2 separate regions of the Homo sapiens genome follow, and region 2 is linked to region 1. Evidence: read pairs that join two places in POLR2A ChIA-PET (ENCODE). Cell type or tissue: GM12878. All regions are shown on one strand. Each heading gives the region's core, and the rest is flanking DNA. Links, peaks and the distances in the headings are about the cores only. Region 1 overlaps MRTFA (myocardin related transcription factor A). Region 2 has its middle 6.2 kb from the start of MRTFA.

What was found. ChIA-PET counts read pairs that join two places held together with the same protein. Peaks named below come from ENCODE experiments on the same cell type or tissue, not always from the same donor. Only the 100,000 strongest peaks of a DNase experiment are listed, where the experiment ranks them.
Region 2: POLR2A ChIA-PET joins it to region 1 with 5 read pairs; 16 of 35 experiments call an interaction of 5 or more read pairs at or near these places.

Annotation. Positions count from the first base shown.
Region 1 is chr22:40,582,309-40,587,685 of GRCh38, forward strand. The region is part of intron 2 of MRTFA (myocardin related transcription factor A); the gene reads right to left. It also overlaps the pseudogene RPL4P6. Among named protein-coding and RNA genes, the nearest start is that of MRTFA, 52 kb to the right of the region's middle. In GM12878, for the core only: no CTCF peak of the experiment used is centred there; no DNase peak of the experiment used is centred there; H3K4me3 peaks cover 658 bases; H3K27ac peaks cover 2,567 bases.
Region 2 is chr22:40,640,207-40,645,583 of GRCh38, forward strand. No RefSeq gene overlaps it. Among named protein-coding and RNA genes, the nearest start is that of MRTFA, 6.2 kb to the left of the region's middle. In GM12878, for the core only: no CTCF peak of the experiment used is centred there; no DNase peak of the experiment used is centred there.

The sequences.
Region 1 (5,377 bases), core at 249-5,248:
CACTCATCAGCTGATGGGCATTTGGACTATTCCATGTTTTCCCTATTATGAATAATGCTATTATGAATATTCATGTAAAAGTTTCTGTGTTGGTATATTTTTTCAATTCTCTTGAGTATATAACGATGAGAAGAATTGCTAGTCAAATGGTAATTCTACGTTATGCTATCTGACTTTAACACTAAGCAAATTTTAGCACTATGACATACATCAGGGTGCTGAATTCCTATGAGTTGCTTTAATCCTCTTCCCAAAAAAATTCATCAATTTGCTCTTATTCATAGTCTAAAAAAAAACTTCCCAAGGTTACTTCCTTCCATACAGCCACAGACGAAGGTTTTAACTTTATACACACATACACACACACACACACACACACACACACACCCTTCTCTACAATGTAAAGCAGTCTAACTTTGATTCCCTGGGAAACTGCACTGTTTGTTCAAAAATCAAGGTAAACCTACCTAACATATGAATACCATTAGCTCCTTTAAGGTTACAATTAAAGTTGCCCAGAACTCAGTTCATTATGTTATAGAAACAGAGTATGCACATTATGGTTCTTTCTGTATGAAAAAAAGGCTGATGGCAATCTGGCCAGGAGTACACAGGGGTGAGCTGAACAGTGCCCTCAGGTACTGCAATGCTAAGAGTCTCACTGGAGTGAAGCAGCTAATAGATTTAGAGCACATCCATGTCTTTTGCCAAATGAGGCAAAATAAAGTAAAAAGTCTTTAACAAATGGAGCTATGAAAGAGCCTGAAAAGCCTGAGAGCTACACAAGAGCTCTATTACTAATATTCTTCCCTGATTAAAAAAAACAGAGCTTTGTTTTGCCTGTAACAGACACTATCAATCCTCCCAGTAACTTGAAGGCAAATATAGCCACATGACAGCTCATTAGCATTTCAGAGAAAAAAACTATGATATTTAGTGAAAAACAAAATGTGTAATAATGAAACCATAGCTCCCTATGATGACACTAGGGGCCCAGCTCACAAACTAGGCAGTCAGAACTTTGGTAACCTTATCTTTTCTAAAGCTAAATTTTCCTGCAGAAGTGCCTCAAGACCAAAGAAGAGGACAATTCCCCAGCTTTACCTCTGGCTGGATTAGGCACACTCAAGCCACAAAACATAATACAAAGAGAATGTTGCAAGTAATCAGACTTGCAATTCAAGGAAAGCACAGTAAAGCAGAATCAAAAGACTCTCTAGGTCAGGGGTTCCCAACCCCCAGTCCATGGCCTGTTAGGAACCAGGCCACACAGCAGGACTGAGTAGTGGGGAGCAACTATTACGGCCTGAGCTCTGCCTCCTGTCAGATCAGCAGTGGCATTAGATTCTCATAGGCAGCATTAGATTCTCACAGGAGCACAAGCCCTACTGTAAAATACACATACAAGGGATCTAGGTTGCACCTTTCTTATGAGAATCTAATGCCTGATGATCTGAGGTGGAAGAGCTTCATCCCAAAACCTTGCCCCCCTGCCTCAGTCCATGGAAAAACTTTCTTCCACGAAACTGGTCCCTGGTGCCAAAAATGTTGGAGACCACTACTCTAGGTGGATCATAAGATCATAAGCACAGAGCAGTTCACAGAAAGTGCACAGGACGAGGTGCTCATCTCCAGTTTTCATCCCCATGTGGTATATATAGTATTTGTCATCTGCATAGTACTTTGTATGTCCAGACTATTTTATAATCACAATTCTGGGATTATTTCATCACAATAATCGAGTGTGACAGATTAAAATTTACTGTCCTTCTTCTAAGCATTCAGATTACAGTAGATGGGAAAAAAATCAGGATGGCAGAACAGAAAAACAGACTCTTGTAAGGTCTCAAAACCTTGTCAAAAACATGATAGAATTTCTGAATTTTAGGATTTGAAGAAATCTAAAGTGTCCAATGGTTTCCGATGCTAAGAAACTAAAGCTCAGAAGGGTTGTAAGCAATTTGCCCAAGGTCTCCAAATAAGTAAGTGGCAAAGCCAGGAAAACCCAGACATCATGACTCCCAAGTCAGCCTTTCCATACATACAACCATAGTGCCTTTTCCAAAAGCCAATAATAAAATAGATGCGGAGGATTCTGAGCTGTCTGGCTCAGCACGTTATCTTGTCTTTCAAAATGCTAAGTCTCAGGCAGGCGTGGTGGCTTGCGCCTATAATCCCAGCACTTTGGGAGGCTGAGGCAGGAGGATCACCTGAGGTTGGGAGTTTGAGACCAGCTTGACCAACATGGAGAAAACCTGTCTCTACTAAAAATGCAAAATTAGCCGGGTGTGGTGGCACATGCCTGTAATCCCAGCTACTCGGGAGACCGTAGCAGGAGAATCACCCAGGAGGCAGAGGTTGTGGTGAGCCAAAATCGCACCATTGCACTCCAACCTGGGCAACAAGAGTGAGACTCTGTCTCAAAAAAAAAAAAAAAAAAAGCCAAGTCTCTTGAGCTGGGCACAGTGGCTCAAGCCTTAATCCCAGCACTTTGGGAGGCTGAGGGGGGTGGATCACTTGAGGTCAGGAGTTTAGGACCGGCCTAGCCAACATAGTGAAACCCCATCTCTACTAAAAATACAAAAAATTAGCTGGGCGTGGTGGCGCACGCCTGTAGTCCCAGCTACCTGAGAGTCTGCGGTGGTAGGATCGCTTGAACCTGGGAGGTGGAGGTTGCAGTGAGCCAAGATCGCACCACTGCACTTCCAGCCTAGGCAAAAGAACAAGACTCGGTCTCAAAAAGAAAACAAAAAAGTCAAGTCTCTCCTCATATTCACTTACCAAAGAACAAAAATATTACAAGTCCAGAGAAGTCATCACTTCTGCCGATCTGAAGGGAAGAGGAAACAAGGCAGTCCAGGCCTCAATGCTGCTGAGCAGGAAGGCTCCATGGTGTAACTTGTTCTAGATGTCTGAGGTCGATGATTACTACTTTAATTTTTAACTTGTATGTAAAACATTATATAAACTTTTTTAAAAATCACATAGGCTAAATTTATAACAAAAAGTTATATATGCTGTATGATTCCACTTATATGAGGTACCTAGAGAGGTCAAAATCATAGACACAAAGTAGAAGGGTAGTTTCCAGGGGGAAGGAGGAGGAGGGAATAGGGACTTATTTGTTTAATGGGTGTAGAGTTTCCGTTTCACAAGCTGAAAAGAGTTCTGGAGATGGATGGTGATGACAGTTGCATAACATTATGAATGTATATAATACCACTGAACTATATACTTAAAATGATTAAGATGGTAAATTTCATGTGTATTTTAACACAATAAATGAAAGTGGGGGAAAGAAAGTAATAGTGAAGACAACATGACCAGAATAACATTTTAAAAGCATCAATTAGACAGCTAAAAGAACAGAGCTAGGTGATGGCAGGGGATGAGAGTTAGCAGAGAATGCAATTAGGAGGCTACTGGAGAAGTCTAGGAGAGAGATGAAGGTGGCTTAGCCAAGGGCAATAGTTGAGCAGAGAGATATAGTAAGACTTGGGATATATTTTAAAGCCTGAGTTAAAATTTCATGAACATATATCCTAACACAGTATTTTTAACTGCAATTCATAATACACAGGTCACAGAATCAATTTCCTAGGCCAACATCAACATCTTGCAATTAAATAAAATGGAATAAAATAGAAACGAGCAGATTGCACTGCACCTAATAAGGGTAAGTATTATTTCATGAAACTTTTGTTTTAGATATCGATATACTTACGTGTGTATTGGGTCTGAATGTAAAATACATCTTGAACGATGAACCACAGCCAAAAATGTTGAGAAACATTGCCCTAGAGACTGATAAAATGGTAGGTGGAAGTTGAGAGTAATTATTTTTTTTTATCTCCATCAAAGTCCTTACTAGGCTCAAGTGAAACAAGCTACAACAAGTTGAATTACATACCTAATAAAATCTTATTGATCTGCCAAACAAATACATCATTTGCTCTTCAAAAAAAAAAAAAAGAAGGAAAGAAAGAACAGTACAAACAATAACCAGGCATCACTGGAATGCGAAGCACAAATTGTATTATTTCCATCAACCATGAAGATACAAAGATTACTAAAGGAATAATGCCAATCTTCTTTAACCACTAAACCACTCTAGCCATTCAACTACTCTTAATTTTAGAAGTTAAACCCTACCAAAACACATTCATAATGGCAAACGCCCTCAGAATCTTCAGGAAAATACCTTACTCTCCCAACTGAGAAAATATGGCCTAATTCCCCTGGAATAATTCAGAGATTACATACTAAAGCTCTGAAGGATTTGTTCAAAAAGCTTCCTGCCATGAGCAATCACTGTTTTTTTCACTGATCAGGTCTTTATTAAAAATAAGCTGTCCAAAATTATTTGACCTTTATGGAATAAACCAACAAGCTCATGCAGCAGGCTTCGTTTCCTCTGTGGTAGGTTTTTTTTTCAGCTACTGATGTCTTGGTTGGTAGCTGCTGCCCTTTTTCCCACCAGAGGTTTCTCCTGCTTAAAAACAACAACCTTCTTTCCTTTCTTCCCTACCACAGGCTTCTTGACTGCAACCCCCTTTCTCATCTGATTTGGCCTCTAGTGCTGCTGGTGCTGCTGGTGCTGCTGGTGCTGGTGCTGGTGCTGCTGCTGCTGCTGCCACCGCCGCCGCTGCCTTATCCACCTGGAGTTTGTGGTTGCTGGCCTGGCAAAGCCTGGTGTTGCAGAGCATGGTCTTTGCATATGGGTTTAGCTTCAACATGATTTTCAGGTTTTCCAGGAGGTTTGTCCCCAGGACTCTACGATGAATCTTCCTGCAACGTGCTTGAAGGGCTTTGGATGTCTGGGCTTTTCAAGATTCTGCTAAGGTCTGTATTGATCATCTTGTGCATGCAAAGATTGCAGTTACTCTTGAGGAAACAGCTTTACACCAAGTGCCACACAATTGTCTAACTTCTAGAAAGCACTTTCAGTCCAAATGCAGAAATGTCCCACATGCCCATCAGGAGCAAGTTTCAAAATGTTCAGTTTGCTTACATTAAGCAGAATAATTCTAGGAATGTTTCGGAAGGCTTTGACAATACAATCATCTTCATTAGAGACGATGCAGGGTCCCTTGCGCTGGATACGATGGTTTCTCATTTTGCCCTTGCCAGCTCTCATTTGCTGAGAGGCATAGCCCTTTTTTGTATCACTCCAGGCTTAAGTGGCAAAACAGCCTCCTTGATTGTCTTGTAGCCTTCAACTTTATCTCTGACCACCAAAAAAAGTTCAGGAACTTCCTTAATATGATGACCTGTAGACATGACCAGCACTGGTAAGGCAGAGGCAGCCAGGGGAGAACAGATAGCATATTGTTTTTTGGATTGTGTTCACTCTACAGTGCCAACAGTGCCAGGTTTT
Region 2 (5,377 bases), core at 85-5,084, 58 kb after region 1:
TCTAATCCCACTTCACCCTCTTTCCCACACCCTCGACCCATCTCCACAAAACAGTAGGGAATAAGTCCCTTTTTCTTGCCATCAGGCCTCAGTGACTTCATGTCCTAATGACTTCATGCGGACATCCTTCAGGATCTATTGGCGACATGTGTTATTTGTGTCCTTCCCTGTAAACATTCTCTTTCTTTTGGTAAGAGAACTCCACTTTCCTCTGGGGAACTGTCAGAGGCGTTCGAACCAGGACTCCATCTTAAATAGGGGCTGGGTAAAATAAGGCTGAGACCTACTGAGTTGCATTTCCAGGAGATTAGGCATTCTAAGTCACAGGATGAGATAGGTCAGCACAAGATACAAGGACCTTGCTAATAAAATATGTTATGGTAAAGAAGCCGGACAAAACCCACCAAAGCCAAGATGGTAAGAAAAGTGACCTCTGGTCATCCTCACTGCTCATTATACACTATTTATAATGCATTAGCATGCTAAAAGGCACTCCCACCAGTGCCGTGACAGTTTACAGATACCATGGAAATGTCCAGAGGTTACCCTCTCTGGTCTAAAAATGGGAGGAAACCTCAGTTCCAGTTCCAGGGATTGCCCACCCCTTTCCCAGAAAATTCATGAATAATCCATCCCTTGCTTAGCATATAATCGAGAAGTGACAATAAGTATAAGCAGCTGAGTGGCCCATGCCACTGCTCTGCCTATGGAGTGGCCATTCTTTTGTATCTCTTTTTTTTTTTTTCCTTTTTTTGACACAGAGTCTTGCCCTGTCACCCAGGCTGGAGTGCAGTGGCACAATCTCAGTTCACTGCAACCTCTGCCTCCCAGGTTCAAGCGATTCTCCTCCCTCAGCCTCCAGAGTAGCTGAGACTACAGGTGCGTGCCACCACACCTGGCTAATTTTTGTATTTTTGGTAGAGAGGGGCTTTCACCATATTGGCCAGGCTGGTCTAGAACTCCTGGCCTCAAGTGATCTGCACCCCGACTCAGCCTCCGAAAGTGCTGGGATTACGGGCCTGAGCCACTGCACCTGGCCTCTTGTTTCCTTACTTCTCTAATAAACTTGCTCTCACTTAACTCTATGAATTCGCCTCAAATTCTTTCTTGCACGAGATCCAAGAACCCTCTCTTGAGGTCTAGATCAGGAGGCCTTGCTGGTAACAGAACCACTCCGCCCCACTGTCTATCCCTGTAGCTGCCTTGGGAATATGACTCACTACTCACCTTGGGGTTGGGGGGTGGGGGGGATCACATGGCCCAGTCCTAACCAATGAAAGCACTCCAACCCTTGCCTGCCATCATTTGTAGTGATTGATTTAGGGAAAGACATGTGATCAAGACAGTCCAGTTAGCGTGAGTCCTGGCATCTTGTTAGAACTACTGGGATGGGGCCGAGAGCAGTGGCACATGCCTGTAATCCCAGCAATTTGGGAGGCGGGGGGATCACCTGAGGTCAGGAGTTCAAGACCAGTCTGACCAATATGGTAAAACCCCGTCTCTACTAAATACAGCTGGCTGTTGTGGCTCGCGCCTGTAATCCCAGCTACTTGGGAGGCTAAGGCAGGAGAATCGCTTGAACCTGGGAGGCTGAGGCAGGAGAATCGCTTGAACCTGGGAGGCAGAGGCTGCAGTGAGCCAAGATCATGCCATTGCACTCCAGCCTGGGAAACAAAAGCAAAACTCCATCTTAAAAAAAACAACTACTGGGATGGAGTTTTCTCTACAGGAGGGTTGCTGAACTGTCTGGCTGTACACCTGGCATTAACAGTGAGGACCACAGGGAGAATAAAGCCAACACAAAACCAAACAATCACAGCTGAAATACGCATAAAGGCCATGACGGATGATAGCTCTGTTTGAGAACCTAGATCCAGTTCTTTTCTGGCTATTTGATTTCATAGGTGTCTTGGGTCAGGGCCCTTAGAAACAGAGCCTGTAAGACAGAGCCAATGAACAGGACTTAGTGAGGGAGGAAAAACCTGTAAGGGAGGAAGATGAGCAAGACAGAGAAGGGAAGAGACTCGAGTAAGGCTCAGCCTGATCTTTCCTTGGCCTGATGCACATAGGAGAGCTCTGGGCAGAAACAACACCACAGTCACTCACCTTGAGGCATGGACAGCTTTTTGTCCCCTAGTCTATGTCAGTGGTTGTGGGCCCTAAGGAAGTTAAGGTCCCCAAGGCCACTCCCTTCAAATGAGGGCAATTCTCTGAAATTTTGTGCAGCTGGGAACCCTTAGCAGCCAACACTCACAGCAGCTGGGGCATGGGTGCACTTACCTGCTCAGGAGGCATCATTTGAGTTGTCCGCTGTGGGCTAACACATTCCTATTGTTGCAGCAAAAATGTAACTATGTAAAGTGCTCAGGTATGACCTGACCTGACTGCCAAACAGTACCGTGAGCCTGTGGCCTTCCTCGGTCTGACTCCCTACGTCTACTATTAAACTATACTTTTTGCATGTGTATATGGAGACAGGGTCTTACTCTGTCACTCAGGCTAGAGTGCAGTGGTGTGATCATAGCTCACTGCAGCCTCCAACACCTGGGCTCAAGCGATCTTCCCACCTCAGCCTCCCAAGGAGCTTGGAAGTACAGATGCTCACCACCTTGCTCAACTAATTTTTAAATTTTTTTTGTAGAGACAGGGCCTGGTTATGTTGCCCAAGCTGGTCCCAAACTCTTGGCTTCAAGTGATCCTTCCACCTCAGCCTCCCAAACACTGGGATTACAATTGTAAGCCACCGTGCCTGGTTCATTTTATTTATTTTTTATTACTTTTTTTTTAATTTTTATTTATTTATTTATGACAGAGTTTTGTTCTATTGCCCAGGCTGGAGTGCAGTGGTGCAATCTTGGCTCACTGCAACGTCTGCCTCCCGGGTCCAAGTGATTCTCCTGCCTCAGCCTCCTGAGTAGCTGGGACTACAGGCATGTACCACCACACCTGGCTAATTTTTTTGTATTTTTAGTAGATAGCAGGGTTTCACCATGTTGGCCAGGCTGGTCTTGAACTCCTGGCCTCCAGTGATCTGCCCGCCTTGGTCTCCCAAAGTGTTGGGATTACAGGTGTGAGCCACCGTGCCTGGCTTCATTTTATATTTGCATCGGCAGATCTAGTGGCTGCACTGACCCTTTGGCTCAACCTGACTTTATAACCAATCCTTTCCACCCCCTTCCCTCTAGAGCTTTTCCCAAAAACTGATACTAAGCCAAATTCACTCTTGTATTTCTATAATTAATTCTTTTTTTTTTTTTTTTGAGATGGAGTCTCGCTCTTGTCGCTCAGGCTGGATTGCAGTGGCGGGATCTTGGCTCACTGCAACCTCCGTCTCCCGGATTCAAGCAATTCTCCTGCCTCTATAATTAATTCTTTAACACAAATGTAAAACTTTAAGCCTCACTCTGCTAATCATGAGCAGCCAGTTGTCCTTCTGTCCATTTCCATCCTTCTTTGCACCTTGCTGAAAACATGTGCTGATTTCATTCTGTCACCTATCCACTGGCCACCACTTCTGATTCTGCTGCTGCTGCTGAAAGGGGCAAATCCAATGACAGGAACCTTCAGCGAACCACTGAAGACTGATCTTCCTCCTTCCAACCTGTTAATTCATACTCTGAGAAAAGTTACTCCCCCATCCTTTCCCTCTCTATTTCTCTTCATGGAGAATCTCTCCAAAAGTATTTTCCAGGACTTGATCAACTCCGTCTTCAGCACATCCTGTGCTTTCCTATTTCTTCTTAAGTCTTTGTTCTGATTAGTTTTTTTGTCTAGAATGTCCTCTTTTATCTTCATCTATTCAAATCCCAGCTGACATCCCACTTCCTCCAGGAAGCCCTCCCATATTCCTCCAACGTAGGTGGATCTTTTCTTTCTCTGACAATCTGTAGCTCCTATTGTAACAAGCAGAATGCTAAAGCATTCCAAGTGCATTATCTTATTTCACATGAGGAAACTGAAGCTTAGAGAGGTTAAGTAACTTGCTCAATATCACACAGCTTAAAACTAGCAAAGCTAGGATACGGATATTAAAATTAAGATCCTGGGGCCGGGTGCAGTGGCTCACGCCTGTAATCCCAGCACTTTGGGAGGCTGAGGCAGGTGGATCACTTGAGTCCAGGAGTTTGAGACCAGCCTGGCCAACACGGTGAAATGCCATCTCTCCTAAAAATACAAAAATTAGCCAGGTGTGGTGGTGCATGCCTGTAATCCCAGCTACTCGGGAGGCTGAGGCAGGAAAATCGCTTGAACCTGGGAGATGGAGCCTGTTAGTGAGCTAAGATCGCACCACTGCACTCCAACCTGGGTGATGGAATAAGACTCTGTCTCAATAAATAAATAAATAAATAAATAAATAAATAAGATCCTGGGTGTAATTCAATAAACATTTGTTGGCTACATACAAGGAACTAGAGGAAATATAAAAAGGTGAAATAGATCAGCTTTGCCACAATCAAGAACAGGGTCCATGAAATGATGCTAACACGAACAATGCTGAAAGGATAGTAGAATGAGGTCTGGTCTAGGAAGGGAGTGTTCCTGTCTGGTGGAGAACCCACTGAGGCAACACATGAAAGAGCTTATGTTTGACAGGCAGTAATGAGGTGGGGCACTCCAACTTAGGAAACACTGTGAGTAATAACGTGGAGGAAGGAAAACAGAGGACATGTTTGAGCAAGGGAGTCACCTGGGTTGTTTGAGAGATAAGGTTTGAAAGTTTGCTGAGGCCTTGTTGTAAAAAGAACGCCATGGTAAAGGAGGCATTACGTTCTGGAAAACAGAATCCAGACTGTCTTAAGATTCACCTGGTAGTTTGTCAGTTGGAATGGAAGGAGAGTGAAGTGGGGCTGGAAAGATAAATTAAACCACTACTGTTATCCAGCCAGGAGGAAATAAAGACCCACAAGAGGGGAACAATCAGCATGGAGTTTTTTCCCCTCTACCCTGTAAACACTTTCCATATCTCTGTCCCCTAGACATTATAGCATCCTTGAGAAAGGGCAATAATTTAAAAAAAAAATATGCCCATAACCTTTAAACTGCTAACAATTTCTTCAAATGTAGTAAGCACTCAGCAAATATCTTTGGAAGTGAATTAAATGTATAAGTGAGGTGTTAAAATGCTAGGGCTCTGTGACCAAGCAAGGTGGCCCATACCTGTAATGCCAGCATTTTGGGAGGCCGAAGTGGGAGGATGGCTTGAACCCAGGAGTTCAAGACCAGCCTGAGCAACATAGCAAGACCCCATCTCTATTATATTAAAGTTTTTTTAAATACTGGGGCTCAATCGGGTGCAGTGGCTCACACTTGTAATCTCACCTCTTTGGGAGGCCAAGGTGGCATATCACTTGAGGCCAAGAGTTGGAGCCCAGCTTGG